3 separate regions of the Homo sapiens genome follow, and regions 2 and 3 are each linked to region 1. Evidence: chromatin loops called from intact Hi-C (ENCODE). Cell type or tissue: PC-9. All regions are shown on one strand.

Region 1 (5,000 bases):
GGCTTAGTGGCTCATGCCTGTAATTTCTACACCTTGGACAGCCAAAGCAGGGGGATTGCTTGAGCCCAGGAGTTTGAGACCAGCCCGGGCAATACAGCAAGACTTCGTCTCTACAAAAAGTTAAAAAAAAAAAAATTAGCCAGGCATGGTGATGTGTGCCTGCAGTCCCAGCTACTCAGGAGGCTGGGGTGGGAGGATCACTTGAGCCCAGAGGTCGAGGTTGCAGTGAGCCATGATTGCACCACTGCACTCCAGCCTGGAGACAGAATGAGACCCTGCCCCGCACCAAACAAACAAACAAACGAAAACTCATACACGTGTATATGCCCTGTGGGTCACTTCCAGGCTGAGGACAACTGCCAGAGCAGGGATTCCTGACCCTTAGCTAGGCCTGGATCCTGGTTCAGGCTCTGTGGCCCCAGCCCACGTGTCAGCAGGGAAGCCCAGCCCCAACCTCAGATGGCTCTGCTCAAACGTAACTCCCTCAAAGCCGCAGAACCCTGCGTGACTTTCCTATCGATGTTGTAACAAACTACCACAAACTTAGTGGCTTAAAACACACATTGACTCTCCAACAGTTCTGGAGGCTGGAAATCTGAAACCAGGCCCACTGGGCTGACGACAGGGCCAGTGCCTTCTGGAGGCTCCGAGGGGGTGAGCTGCTTCTGTGGCCCTGCCCTTTCCTGCATCCCGTGGCTGCCTGGATTCCTGGCTCAGGGCCCCTCCACCATCTTCAAAGCTCGGGACTCCAGTCTCTGCTCCCACCATTCCAGGGCCTCCTGCTGTGGTAAGATCTCCATTTCCCTCTTAAAAGACCCGTGATAACATTTAGGGTCCATCTGGGTAATCCAGGGTATCTCACCATCTCAAGAGCCTTCAATGAATCACACCTGCAAAGTCCCTTTTGCCAAATAAGGTAACACCTACAGGTTCTGAGCATTAGGATAGAAATATGTTTTTTGTGGAAGGGATTACTCAGCCGACCACACCGTATCAAAAACACAAGCACACCATTGCTGCCCACTCCCTCCCCTGGTCTCGTCCACCGCTCTTGACATTCTTGTATCTGTCATTTACTTCTCTCCTTTTTCTCCCACCAGAACAGGCTCCATGAATGCAAGGACTTTGTCCTGTTCACCAGGAACAACCTGGAACATAGCAGGTGCAGTCAGCCAATGTTTGAATGGATGGATGATTTATAGAGTACCCATATGCCAATGCAGGTGGACAGACGGGAACTCAGAGCTTCTCAAGCACAAATCTGGGGACAAAAACAAGAAGCACCTTGAACGGGCTGTGTGGAGTGCCCTGGGTAATTGGCACCCGGGTGTTTCGCAAGTTGGCCTGTATGGCCTGCGGGCAGGAACCCACCTGTCCTGCTCACTTCTGTATCCCCACCCAGCCCCTAGGCCTGCACTAGTGCTCAGCAGCAGCTGCATCAATAGCACCTGCTGCCTGAACAGAAAAGGAAGCTTCCCAAGCACCTGTAATCGGCAGTTTGGTCTCAGGTCCACCGATCCACCACCTCCCCGCTGGTCTCAGCTGCATCTCTCCACCAAATTTACAGCCCCACTGCCTCATCATCATTGTATTATCCCCGGCTCAAGAGCACAGGGTGCCTGCTCCTTCCTGCCTCTTCCTCCCTTGGAGCCAGGCTTCCCTGCCCCATTTCGGGGTTCTCTGCAGTTTGCCCTACCCCACGTGGACAGACTCCATGGCATCCACTGGTCACTCCAGCCAGGTCAGCGGCCCCACCCTCAAACTCCCCTATACATATCCCACCTCCTCCCATTTGCCCACTGCCCCTGTGACTAGGGAATGCCTCCTTGGTCCCCTCCCTGCCTGTGCAAAAACTGCCTCTCCCTCAAGCCCCACACTGAGGCTTCCCCGCAGCCTGTGTTCCCAGGTCTCGGGGATAGCCCACCTGCCACCCAGACTCTCAGCCCCACAGCACTTCCTCCCTGTGCGTGAGTTTCTGACCATCTTTTTTTGCTCCCCAGGGAAGAAGATGGTTTAATTTCTCCTGTGCCCTCCAGCTGCTGGGCTTTGAGACCTATAGACTAACAGTTCCATTTACGAGCTGCACACTACTGGACAGGCTGGTAACCCTCCGGCCTCTCCATTCCGCCTCCATAAAGTGGGCACACGACCCCAGCCCAGCACCAGCAGGCGGAGGGCACCAACACAGAAGTGGACAAAACCCTGCAAAGCCACAGGTGTGCCCACTGGTGCCAATAGCCCACCTGGTGCCAGCGATGCCCCGCTCAGCTGGGAGAGGCCCAGGCACCACCAGAGACCAGGACAGAGCGGGCTTCAAAGTGTAGCTGGGCCGGGAGAGGTCTCTAGACAAAACCCAGAACAGCCGGTTACATCGAATTTTCAGGTGCACAACTAATAATGTTTTAGTGTACATTACCCCGGATATTCAAATGGACCCGGGTATTCTGCATTTGTATTTGCTCAACCTGGACCCCACTGCCTGTGCCAGTCAGAGGGAGTTTCCCAAAAAGCCCAGCCTCAGGAGGCGACATCAGAGGTGGCCACCCAGGAAGGAGGCGGGGACGGGAAAATGGCAGCCGAGCTTACAAAGAGATGCGCTCCACGATATTTGCTTCCCACTAAAGAGCTGTTTTCTAGAATAAATAAAATAATCTTCTTGCTAACTATCAACAAGGGATTGTTTCGGTAATATTTTTCCACTCCGGTATGATTCTGCAACAACTCGGAAAACAAAGCAGTCACTCCCACAACAAAGATCCCTGTGGAAACCGCTCACCTCCATCCCGAAAGTCAGTCGTGACTTCACCTCACATTCCGCCAGAAACCGACTGCAGATTGTTACCAAAGAATCCTTGTGCAAACAAACACCAGCCAACTGCGACTGAATGGCAGGAAATGTAGCAGCTTTTTCTAATTTTAACTTTCTCCAGGAATGCATTCCTTCTAAACACGCTGGGCAAATTCTCCCCAGACCCGTGCATTCCTCTGCGGTCAAGCAATCACCTTCAGGGGCCTAAGACAAACTGCAGATTCCAAGTGTGCACTGGCCTGGCTGTGAGGGGTCCCCGAGCTCCAGGTCCCGTGCTGACTCACTGAACGAGGCTCTCCAAAGTGACTAAGAGGTTGGAATGAGCTATCTGAACAGGAAAGCACTCCCAGACTAGAGGGGGAGCCACAGACGGGAACAGAGCCCAGCAGTCTCCACCTCAGGAAGGCAGCATCAAGCAAGAGCGATAAACAGGGGCCGAGTCCACAGGCACCAGTCCATGACCCAAAGACCAGGACACACAGGCCAGGACTAGGAATGCCGCAAAAGTGTAATTCTGCAAATTATCCTCCCGGGACAGAAAAATTCAGAATTGTGCCTGATTTGATTTTAAAAGCCCATGAGGGCAAGGGACAAACCGGGATGCAGTGTCTGCAATGCTCGTAACTAAGAGAGGCTTATTTTCCAGAAAATTCAAAGCACTCCTACAATTAGCCAGGCATGGTGGCACAAGGCTGTAATCCCAGCTACCCAGGAGGCGGAGGTTGCAGTGGGCAGAGCTTGTGCGCCACTGCACTCCAGCCTGGGCGACACAGTGAGACCCTGTCTCAAAAAAACAAAAACGAAAAGCACTCCTACAATTCAGTAAGAAAAACGGGCAAAAACCACAAAAAGGATTTCCGCATGGGAGGAAATCAGAATGGTCAGTGAACATTAGCTTCTGGCAGAACATAAAAACACTCAGATACCATCTCACACCCATCAGACCATCCCCCCAAGTGAAAAAAAGGCGGACAATATTGAGGGAGGGGAGCATGCGGAGGAGCCTGGGCGAACCTGAAGGCTGCTGTGGGAAGTGGAGCTGGACTGGCAGCCAAGGCCCAGCCGCACTCCCTAGATAAACATTTGCACGCTGAGCTGGAAGTCATGTACAAAGACCTTCACAGCAAGTGTGGTTTTTGATAGCAAAGGCTGTAAACAACCTATTGTCCTTTAGGAGCAGAAAGAATAATTAAGCTAAGGCATTAACATACAGCAGTCCCCCCTCACCCCAAGTTTCCATGGTTTCAGTTACCCCTGGCCAACTGTGGTCCCAAAACAGGTGCTACAGTACAATAAGATATTCTGGCAGGGAGAAAACACATTCACACAACTTTTATTACAATATAGTGCTATAATTGTTCTATTTTATTATTCATTATTGTTCATCTCTCAGTGTGCCTAATTTACAAACTAAACTTTCTCATAGGCATGTATACATAGGAAAAAATAAATAGTACATACAGGGTTTGGTACTATCTGAAGTTTCAGGCACCTTCTGGGGGCCCTGTATCCCCTGCAGATAAGGGGGGGACTACTTACAGGGGAAAGGCACATAGTAATGAAAACAGATGAACTACAACTACAGGTATCAACACAGATGAACCTCAAGAACATAATGCTCAGCCAAAAAACGAACTCTTGCAAGACTATGTATTAGCTACCTAATGCTGTGTAACAAATCGCCCCAAACAACAGACTTCTATTATCACACAGTTTCTGTAGGTTAGGAATCCAGATGTGGCTTAACTGGTAAAGAAGAGACTCTCTTCTTCAGGGCCTCTCACAGAGCTGCCATCAAAGTCTTGGCCCAGGCTGGGGTGTCATCTCAAGGCTAGACTGGGGAGGGGTCCTCCAGGGTCATCTGGGGGAGGGGTCCTCCAGGGTCATCTGCTTGTTGTAGCATCCAGTTACTTGTGGCCATGGGACTGAGGCTTCAACTGCATGCTGGCTGCCGGGGGAGGCCACCCTCAGTTCCTTGCCACATGGCCTCTCTATATGGCAGCCTGCTCCACCACAGCCAGCAGGGGAGACCATCTGTTGTCAAGGAAGAAGTTCTAAGCCCACATAATGTAATCACGGGAGGAAGGCACAGCATCAACTTGGATGCATCCTACTGGTTAGAAGCAAGTTGCTAGCTCGGCTCACGCCAAAGGGAGGGGACTTCACAGGATGTGAACACCAGGAGGTGTGG
Region 2 (5,000 bases), 69 kb before region 1:
CTTTGTGCAAGAGTAGGTGCGCAACAAATGAATAAACAGAAAGGACTTCTCTTTCCTTACAATCTTTATGGCACTTTCTCTCTGTGCCATTTGTTTGGAAATTCATCCCATTCATAAAAGACAGCTTTGTCCTTGGGACTTCCTGCTTCCTGGATCTTGCAAGCCTGAACCGTCTTCCAGGAAGCTTACTAGGGTGCCCTCCACAAACATGCGAGAACACAAAGGACCTCTGAGCAAGAGCCCGGCCACACCGGCTTTGGCCCAAGTTATGTAACATACCAGGTATCACTCCAGTCCAGAGCGGCTCACAAAGTCCTCTGTGTATGTGTTATTGCATTATTCAACCCTACGGATGGTAATTTAAGATCAAAATGAACAAGGGACAGGCAGTTCTGTTTGTCCTTCCCATGTCGTGTGGAACAGCCTTGACATCCTAAAGCCAGGGCTCACGACAACCAATCCGGAGGATGGCTCCCACTCAGTGAGGCACACCCAGTGCTGGGCACATGCGTGCACATTTCCACCTGTTGCACCCTCACAGAAATGCCGCGAGGCAAGACTTTTTATGGCTGCACTGCATGGGTCCACGGAACCCAGGGACAGAGGGGCTCGGTGAGCTCGAAGCTCAGCCGCTGCTCACCTCGCTGTCCACAACCCCGTTCCTGTCCCGGTGGGGAGACTCGTAGGCGTCCATCTGCTGCTTGGAGACCTTGGCCAGCTTCTCAGCCAGCTCCCGCCAGCGCTGGGCCACCTCTACAGCCGTGGTCAGGAGCACAAAGTCCTGGATGAGTCTGACCACCAGGCCCTGGCAGTCCATCTTCAGTAGGGCCTGCAGAGGAAGAGGCACACAGCGTGAGACAGTGTAGGGAGTGGGGCAGGCTCTGCTCCCCGCAGAATTCCAGCAGACGGCGCAGGAATGGCCATGGGCTCTCTATTCTCCATGTTCCCTGGCCTACTACCAAATGTCCCCTGAAATCGATCACTGCCAGGATTCACGGGAGAAAAGAGATGATGTGCAGAGCGTGCCAGGTTCACCAGTGTCTCCCTCCAAAGCCCACATCCACCCAGAACCTCAGAACGTGACCTTACTTGAAAATGGGGTCTTTGCAGATAGAATTAAGATGAGGTCCCTCTGGATTAGAGGAAGTCACCAAGGACTGGCGTCTTCATAAGAAGAGAAAGCAGACAGAGAGGCAGAGAGAAGAAGGCCGTGTGAAGACGGAGGCAGAGACGGGACAGATGCGGCAACAAGCCAAGGAAAAGAAGGAGGGTTGAGCCAGTGGGGCTTAGGAGAGGCAGGCCTGCAACCCCTTCTCCCCCACTGCTTCCAGACGGAGGCCACCCTGGGACCCCTGACTGAGACCTGTGGCCTCCTGAATGGTGACAGGACAGGTGTCTGTTGTTTGATGTCCCTTGGTTTGTGGTCATTTGTCTTGGCAGCCCCAGGAAGCTAACAGACAGGGTGAATATGGATTAGAGTTGTCACCACTCCCACTCTCTGGGGACACCAGAGAGAAACGAATGCATTTCACCAAATAGACACCATAGCCTGAGGCCGAGACGGATGGAGGGCGAGCTGGACCTGCTGAGTGTGCGGTGCTGACATTGGCCAGTTAGAGAGCACCGCGGGTAGAAGGCTGGGGGACTCAGGCAGGGACCACCCAGGGAGAAGAAGACAGAGAACAGAAGAGGCCCTGGTCAGAGACAGGGTGTACCACCAAGAACCACGGTGACCAGGAGATGCACAGACCTCCCCCAGGACTGTGCAACATGAGAAAACGGTTTCCACAATTGGTGGGACTGCTCCCACGTCAAAGCTGCAAGAACTTTCTACTGTGTCTTTAGGACAGGGATTACTAACCACAGAGGAAGTCAGAGGGGAGGTAATAGGACAGACAGCCCTGCTGGGACAGTGAAGTCCCAGCTGAGGCTGGAACAACCACGTGGCCGCCTTGGGACTCAATTCCCTCCTAAAAACGGGGGCTGGATGGGACAGGCATTGAACATATGGCTAATATATCTGGGGGACCCCAGGCTGGGGTCAAACTCACACTTCTGGTTTAAAGAAACAAATCAAATTGGCTAGCACAAGACAGCAGGCCTGCTAGTCCTGTACACTGTGCCAAGTCACATGACTGCCACTGGGTGTCATGCAAGCGACTCTGGCGCCATCCTAATTATAAATGAGGCCACACATGGTTAGCGTGTGGCTCTGAGCCAGTCAGGATGACGTCACCAGGAAGGCAGGAGAGCCGCATGCTGGGTCTGATTCTTGTCTGAGTCTCCTCTGCCATAGAAGGCACAGCTCACCCCCACCCTTAAAGCTTTCTCTCATCCAACAATGGGAAAGGCTTGGCTTCCAGGGCACAGTGGCCTGAGGCAGCCCAGAGACGGTTTCTGAGGCTCCCGTGAGCCCCTGGACAGGCGAGTTGCTAAGAGAAGAGGAAAGTCACCAGTCCTGGCGTTCTTTCTCTCTACGCTCTGTTTCAGCACCTGAGGTTGTCATTTTAGGACTCCAAAGTGTGCTAAAAAACAAACAACCCCCCACCCCCGCCAACCACACCGCTGGTACCGGCGCTCTTTGGCCAACTATTTTGTGCCGATAGCAGGGTCGTCTTGCTAGTGCTCATGCGGTCGGCTGGGCTGCTTACTTCAAAGCGAGCCCAGCTGTTTTAGACTGAGCATTCTAATGTACACTTTATGTTTACCTGGGGGGAGTCTAACAATACAAAAAGGTGACCTTTTTGGCGACTTGTGGCATGCATTAGCCAGAGTAGGTGACTCACGATCCTTCTAGGTGGGCCCCCAGCATCTCAATCCATGGAATTTAAAAAGAACCAGGAGCGACAGATCATTCTGATGCCTCCCTAGATATGAGAGGCTGACAGCTGGCTACCAACGAGGCTGGCCAGAAGGGGGTTTGAGGACCTGGTGGCCGTTTGTTTTTGTAGAAGCTACTAGAAACCCAGGGCTAGGCCAGGAGCGGTGGCTCACGCCTGTAATCCCAGCACTTTGGGAGGCTGAGGCAGGTGGATCACGAGGTCAGGAGATCGAGACCATCCTGGCTAACACAGTGAAACCCTGTCTCTACTAAAAGTACAAAAAAAATTAGCCGGGTGTGGTGGCGGGCACCTGTAGTCCCAGCTACTCAGGAGGCTGAGGCAGGAGAATGGCGTGAACCCGGGAGGCGGAGCTTGTAGTGAGCTGAGATCGCGCCACTGCACTCCAGCCTAGGGGACAGAGCGAGACTCCGTCTCAAAAAAAAGAAAAGAAAAAAAAAGAAACCCAGGGCTTGCTGTGAGCCAGACACTCAGCTCCTCCGCTCCCCAGAGCCCCCCATGAAGCAGAGGCTGAGTTCAACCCACTTTACAGAAGAAGCTGAGAGAGGGGAAGTGGGTTTCACACCGAGAAATGCCAGAGCCAGAGCTGCCTCTGGGCACCCAACCCCAGGTCCTCCCTGCTGTGTGGGCCGCAAGGCATCTGTTCTACAGATAAGCACAGGAAGCCTGCAGACCCCAGGCTTGTCCCGGGTCCCACAGCTGGAAGTGACAGGCGTGGAGGCAAATATGCAAACTTCTCAGCACTCGGCCAGCGGCCTTCCCAATTCCATGAGCCCCACATGGAATTGGGAATTGAACCAAATGTAATACCGGTCTGGATTATGCTTCATATCAACTATTTATATATTTCAGAAGAAGGTCTGTTTCTATTTGAATTTGGATATATTCAAAACAAATTGTTTTAAAAAATTAAATGTTGACTAGATTTGTTTCAGAAGATAAAAGCATACACGTGTGTATTCACGTGTCAGGAGGGTGTGTAGTTAGCTGGTAGGCTGTCAGATCCTAATTTTCTTGCTGTGGTGGCAGCCTCGTCTGTGGTCCTGGGAAGGTGTGCTGGACCACCACAGGGTTTGACACGAAGTCACTCAATGTCCCCAACTCAGCTCTTTCGTGGCTACTCAGCACACACCAAGCTAATCTGGCTGTGTGCACAGCTGCCTGGCTCCAAAGTGGCCTCATTTTCTAGGTAACAGAACAGGTCAAAGTCACCTGCTTCTGACTCGAGTCATTCCTGGTGCGAGTGATCAAAACCGCTCTCTCCCCAGGGGAACTGGGCACAGGTCCCCAAGGTCCTGGGAAACACAGGTGTTCTCTGGCCCCTGGGAAGGAGAGCGCCTGGACTCCATCCAGGGGCAGCCAAGGTCCCATTTCCATGGATCCCAGATGAAAGGAGAGGTCGGCACTTCCAACACCAAGAATGAAGGCATCTCTCCCTCACTCACTTACACAACTTTTACTGAGCCCAGCCCTGGTTTAGTTTGTTACAAACCACCCACACCATCAACAAGGCATAACTGATGCATATTTTTAAAGGACAAATTTTGGGTGCCAACCAATTCTTAGCAATAGAAAAATTTCACAGCAGGAGGCTCTAGCTCTATGAACTTGATCCTTGCAGCTTCCTCTTTTTATGGGCACACAGGTACACCAGGAAACACTCGATGGACTGCTGCACTACCCTGGTTTCAACTGGAATTTTGTTACAGTGAGTACACCATGATTTCAGTCAGGGTGACTGAACTTTATAAAGGGACAGATAGTACTTTTGCCTTTGTGGGACACACGAAGCCTGAAAGCCACAGACGATGCAGATGGGAATGGGTGTGGCTGAGTTCCAACAAAACGCCATTGACAGGAATAGCGGGCCTGGCGGCCAGAGTCTGGGAACTTGCTTCAAGAGATATTCTTGTCCAGCCATGGTGGCTCACCCCTATAATACCAGCATTTTGGTAGGCTGAGGTGGGAGGATAGCTTGAGCTCAATGAGTTCCACACCGGCCTGGGCAACACAATCAAACCTTGTCTCTACTACAGACAAAAAAAAAAAAAAATTAGCTGGGTGTGGTGGCACCTGCTTGTAGTCCCAGCTACTTGGGAGGCTGAGGTGGGAGGACTGCTTGAGCCCAGGAGTTCGAGGCTGCAGTGAGCTGTGATCACA
Region 3 (5,000 bases), 730 kb after region 1:
GGCTTCCTGTTGGGCTGCTGGGTGTCACATGCTTTGCCTGCAGCAGGGCAGCTCTCATTGCTCTGGGAGAATTTAGGGGCATCAGGGATGGTCACTGGGCTTCTCCCAGGATTTCTGGGTTTTTCCTCTTTTCTGTTCTATTCAGTTGCTGATCTTTGCTTTTGCTTAAGGCCCTGAAGTGAAATTGGAGTTGAGGTGAATCTTGTCACAAATTGAATTAAGACCACACCTTCATCCTTGTGAACAAACGTTGCAATTCTGCAACTGTGGCGACTTGGAAGCATTCAGGGCATTCTGTTAGCTGCCTGGGAACTGATTATGCATTGGCACAAAAATCAATAGCAGTGACTTGGAATCATTCTTTCCCCATGATTTTCTTCTTTTAAAACATTGTGTTTTAATTACATTGTACATACTCTGGAAAATATAACTCAATTTTTAAAATCACATATAAATGACCACCTAGAGCTAACCACACAAGACTTTGCTACTTAGCATTTTCTATCATCCATCTATTTGTATTTTTATTCAAAAATGGATCATAGTTTACATATTATTTTGTAACTGTAGACTAATACTTGACAAGGATTGCTTCTAGCAGTGGTTTAATTAATTCTGCCCCAATTTGCTTAGTTACAGACATATTATACTCAGTTGTAGATCAGAAGATGGTTCTTAGGAAGACTTTGAGGCAAAGAGGTAGAGTGGATTATTGGAAAAGGGTCACGACTCCCCACAAGAGATTGGCCACCCTGTAATGAACTATTTGCGTTTGCAAATACCTCTATCTCTGAGATCCTAGGGTCTCATAGAGTCTTCTCATTTCCTACTTACATGTCTTTGTGGAAACCACATCATCGATAGCATTTTCAGGATAAGCAACTATTCCAGGAGACAAGTATGGAGGTAACTGAATATACTTATATTTTCCCCTCTCTCTTTTTTAATGTTGAGGACATAGCAACAAAATCTATTGATTTTGTGTATGCTGACATCAGTTGATTAAAGTTAGCCAGTAATCCTAATCCACACTGTAATGTGATTCTTTGTTAGTCCTTTTCCCTGTCTCAAGTGTATTTGAGCCTCAGAAAACCTCACGTTTAGGGGTCAACTTTTGCAGGCTTGTAGATCCAAAGTCAGGCCCCTTGTGGGTTCTGGTCAACTTTCTGCATCAGAATAATGAGCCTGAGATGTAAGAGTTGGGGTTGGCATAGAGGGACGAAGAGTGACTACAATGAATAACAAGGTCAAAACAGGCTTCCAAGGTTTCCAGAACCAACCAGCCTCGGGGCTCCAGTAAGTGATTCACATTCCCTTCCCCTTTGTTACAAATGTTTCTCATTGTTGAATACCTTTGACTTGTTAGGGCTGAGCCCTTTTCTCTAAATAGCTGACAGATGAGTTGTCAGTCGAAAAAAATCTTTAATGAGAGAAAGTACTGTTGCCTGGCTTCATGTTCTTAAATTATGATGGTATCTCCTGTCTAATCAGGGCAGAAAGAACGAAAATCTCGGAAAGTTTCTTGACAGGGGACTAAATGGCATGGCACACAGGTGCTCTTGTCGTGCCAAGTCAGAGTTCTTCTCCAAATGCTCTGAGATTGAGTCCGCTCTGCAATTAACCTTCTCCCCTAGCTGTCACTACTACATGTCACATCCAGTCTATGCTGTTATCTGCTGTGTATTTGTGCTGAATGGCTTTCTAGAGGTGGTCCCAGGAAGAACGGTGCAAGCATCCCAAAGCCCTCTGCTCTGATGGGCAATAAATGAAATAGCCAGCATATGCCCTAGAGAGGGCGAAAAAAGTCCATTGCAGGGGACAGTTTCTTAGAGCAATTGACCAAGAACTTGGCACCAGGGAGGAGAACTTTACTGATTCCAGAGTCAGAAGACATGGATGGATGATCTGTTTACATATTACTGAACATTTTATTTTCAATAATTTGCTAACAGTTTTGTAATAAGCATATTTATGCATAAACTTTATGATAAGGATTATTTCCTTGGAAAAAGGCCCAAGAAGGGTTATATACTAGAAAGTATTTTGAGATTATTTATTTAATTACCAGGAGAGTACTGATTTCCTCCTAGCCATTACTTCTTGCCATAAATAAAATATTACTCAATGGCTCCTCAAAATCTTCAGGGATCCGGGCTACATTTATTTTTCTGCTTTGCCATCTTTATTTTTAGCTTGTGCCTTTCTGTCTCATGACCACAAGATGGCTGCTGTGCCTTCCAGGATATGGTATCTCCGTTCCAGATGGGGTGAAAGGTAGGGTTGAGGGCAAAGCTTAGTTTATTACCCCAGGTAAGCCTTCCCCAAGGTCTTTTGCTTATACCCTGTATTAGTCCGTCCTTGCATTGCTATAAAGGCATACCTGAGACTAGGTAATTTATAAAGAAAAGAGGTTTAATTGACTCATGGTTCTGCAGGCTATACAGGCTTCTGCTTCTGGGGAGGCCTCTGGCAACTTACAATCATGGTGGAAGGTGAAGGACAAGCAAGCATCTCTTACCTGGCAGGAGCAGGAGGAAGAGAGCGAAGAGGAAGGTGTCACACACTTTTAAACAACCAGATCTCGCGGGAATTCTATCACAAGACAGCACTAGGGGGATGGTGCTAGACCATGAGAAACACTCCCATTGTGTCTGGAATTGGTGGGTTCTTGGTCTCACTGACTTCAAGAATGAAGCCGCGGACCTTCGCGGTGAGTGTTACGGGTCTCAGAGATGGTGTGTCCAGAATTTGTTCCTTCTGATGTTCGGACATATTCAGAGTTTCTTCCTTCTGGTGGGTTCCTGGTGGGTTTCTGGTCTCGCTGGCCTCAGGAGTGAACCTGCAGACCTTCCCGGTGAGTGTTACAGCTAATAAGGGCAGTGGGGACCCAAAGAGTGACCAGCAGGAAGATTCATGGCAAAGAGCCAAAAAAATCACAGCTTCCACACTGTGGAACAAGACCCCACTGGGTTGCCACAGCTGGTTCCGGCAGCCCGCATTTATTCCCTAATCCGACCCCACCCACATCCTGCTGATTGGTCCATTTTACAGAGCGCTGATTGGTCCATTTTACAGAGCGCTGATTGGTCCATTTTGACAGGGTACTGATTGGTGCCTTTACAAACCTTTGGCTAGACACAAAAGTTCTCCAAGTCCCCACTAGATGAGCTAGACACAGAGCACTGACTGGTGCGTTTACAAACCTTGAGCTAGACACAGGGTACTGGTTGGTGTGTTTACATTCCTCTAGCTAGACATAAAAGTTCTCCAAGTCCCCACTAGACTCAGGAGTCCAGCTGGCTTCACCTCGGGGATCCCGCACCAGGACCGCAGGCGGAGCTGCCCACCAGTCCCGCCCATGCTCCTGCACTTCTCAGCCCTTGGGCGGTCGAGGGGACCGGAGGCCGCAGAGGAGGAGGGGGCGGTGCTCGTCGGGGAGGCTCGGGCAGCGCAGGAGCCCACGGAGTGGGGGAGGCTCAGGCATAGTGGGCTGCAGGGCCCTAGCCCTGCCCCATGGGGAGGCAGCTGAAGCCCGGCGAGAATTCCAGCACAGCGCCAGCGGGCTGGCACTGCTGGGGGACCCGGCACACCCTCTGCAGCTGCCGGGCCCGGGTGCTACGCCCCTCACTGCCCGGCCGGCAGCGCCAGTGGGCCGCTCAGAGTGCAGGGCCCGCAGAGCCCACGGCCACCCAGAACTCGTGCTGGTCTGCCAGTGCCACACGCAGCCCCAGTTTCTGCCCGCGCCTCTCCCTCCACAACTCCCTGCAAGCAGAGGGAGCTGGCTCTGGCCTCGGCCAGCCCGGAGAGGGGCTCCCACAGTGCAGCAGCGGGCTGAAGGGCTCCACAAGCGCGGCCAGAGTGGGCACTGAGGCCGAGGAGGTGCCGAGAGCGAGGGCTGTCAGCACGCTGTCACCTCTCACCATGATCCAGGCACCTCCCATCAGGCCTCACCTCCAACAGTGGGGATTACAAGTCAACATGAGACTTGGATGGGGATACAGAGGCAAACCATATCATACCCCATGGCCAGAAGTGAGTCACACAGACACTCTCGGCTGCAAAAAGGGGACAATGACAAACAAGCACATTGCCTTTCTGAATAAAATCTGTTGGAGTGGAAGAAAAGGCAAATCTGTATTGGATAGACATCAGTACTATCTGCCACACGTATAACTGTGCTGTGTTAAAACTGCTAATATTTTTTCCAAAGCCAGTTTAAAGAAATGCAGTTTTTTAGATGTTTTGAACAATTGATTTAATAATATGCAACGATAGATGGAATTTTATATTTACCATAAAAATCTTGGAATTCTGGCCGGGTGTGGTGGCTCATGCCTGGAATCCCAGCACTTTGGGAGGCCGAGGCAGGTGGATCACCTGAGGTCAGGAGTTCGAGACCAGCCTGGCCAACACGGTGAAACCCCATCTCTAATAAAAATACACAAATTAGCCGGGCATGGTGGTGAGCACCTGTAACCCCAGCTACTCGGGAGGCTGAGGCAGGAGAATTACTTGAACCTGGGAGGCAGAGGTTGCAGTCAGCCAAGATCATGACACTGCACTCCAGCCTGGGCAACAGAGCAAGACTCCATCTCAAAAAAAAAAAAAATTGGAATTCTAGTGCTGGGAAAAGTCCTAGAGACTCTCGTCATATTTGTACACACATGAACCCAGAGAACAGAAGTGACTTCCCTAAGCCCTGCAAGAAGTCTGTGGCAGAGCTGAGATGAGAACACAGGTCTTGACCAGCCAACACAGACCTCGTTTTGCCAGTACTATGTCCTGGGCTTTACTCATTAAGAAACTCACTCTTGATTTCAATGATAACTAAAAAATTAAAGTTATTAAAATTTTCATTTCTACTAATGATGGCATCCATTATTCCAATAGAAAAAAAAGATCCTTTTTTATCAAGCTACTCAGTATACACAAAGATTACATAAGATTATTCCATTTCTTGTCATATTGTTAGATCTAATATTATTAGGTTTAAATATTCA

The links. Peaks named below come from ENCODE experiments on the same cell type or tissue, not always from the same donor. Only the 100,000 strongest peaks of a DNase experiment are listed, where the experiment ranks them.
Region 2: it touches region 1 in a loop (2.9-fold over the local background); 16 of 110 quality-filtered maps call a loop at or near these places.
Region 3: a loop joins it to region 1, with 9 times the contacts of the local background. A loop is called at or near these places in 2 of 110 quality-filtered maps.

The regions. Positions count from the first base shown.
Region 1 is chr2:234,979,504-234,984,503 of GRCh38, reverse strand. The region is part of intron 1 of SH3BP4 (SH3 domain binding protein 4); the gene reads right to left. Among named protein-coding and RNA genes, the nearest start is that of SH3BP4, 30 kb to the right of the region's middle. RefSeq lists enhancers at 1-329, 305-599, 330-1,044, 3,429-4,166. In PC-9, no CTCF peak of the experiment used is centred here; DNase peaks (open chromatin) are centred at 903, 1,333, 2,993 and 3,813; H3K4me3 peaks cover 3,434 bases; H3K27ac peaks cover 5,000 bases.
Region 2 is chr2:235,048,391-235,053,390 of GRCh38, reverse strand. It overlaps SH3BP4 (SH3 domain binding protein 4), which reads right to left. Exons shown (of 6, transcript NM_014521.3): 5 at 641-829. Among named protein-coding and RNA genes, the nearest start is that of SH3BP4, 99 kb to the right of the region's middle. RefSeq lists an enhancer at 155-1,116. In PC-9, a CTCF peak has its summit at 2,171; DNase peaks (open chromatin) are centred at 2,240 and 4,270; H3K27ac peaks cover 3,392 bases.
Region 3 is chr2:234,246,426-234,251,425 of GRCh38, reverse strand. No RefSeq gene overlaps it. Among named protein-coding and RNA genes, the nearest start is that of SPP2, 200 kb to the right of the region's middle. In PC-9, CTCF peaks have their summits at 1,769, 1,968 and 2,192 (motif pointing right); a DNase peak (open chromatin) is centred at 1,405; H3K4me3 peaks cover 458 bases; H3K27ac peaks cover 4,338 bases.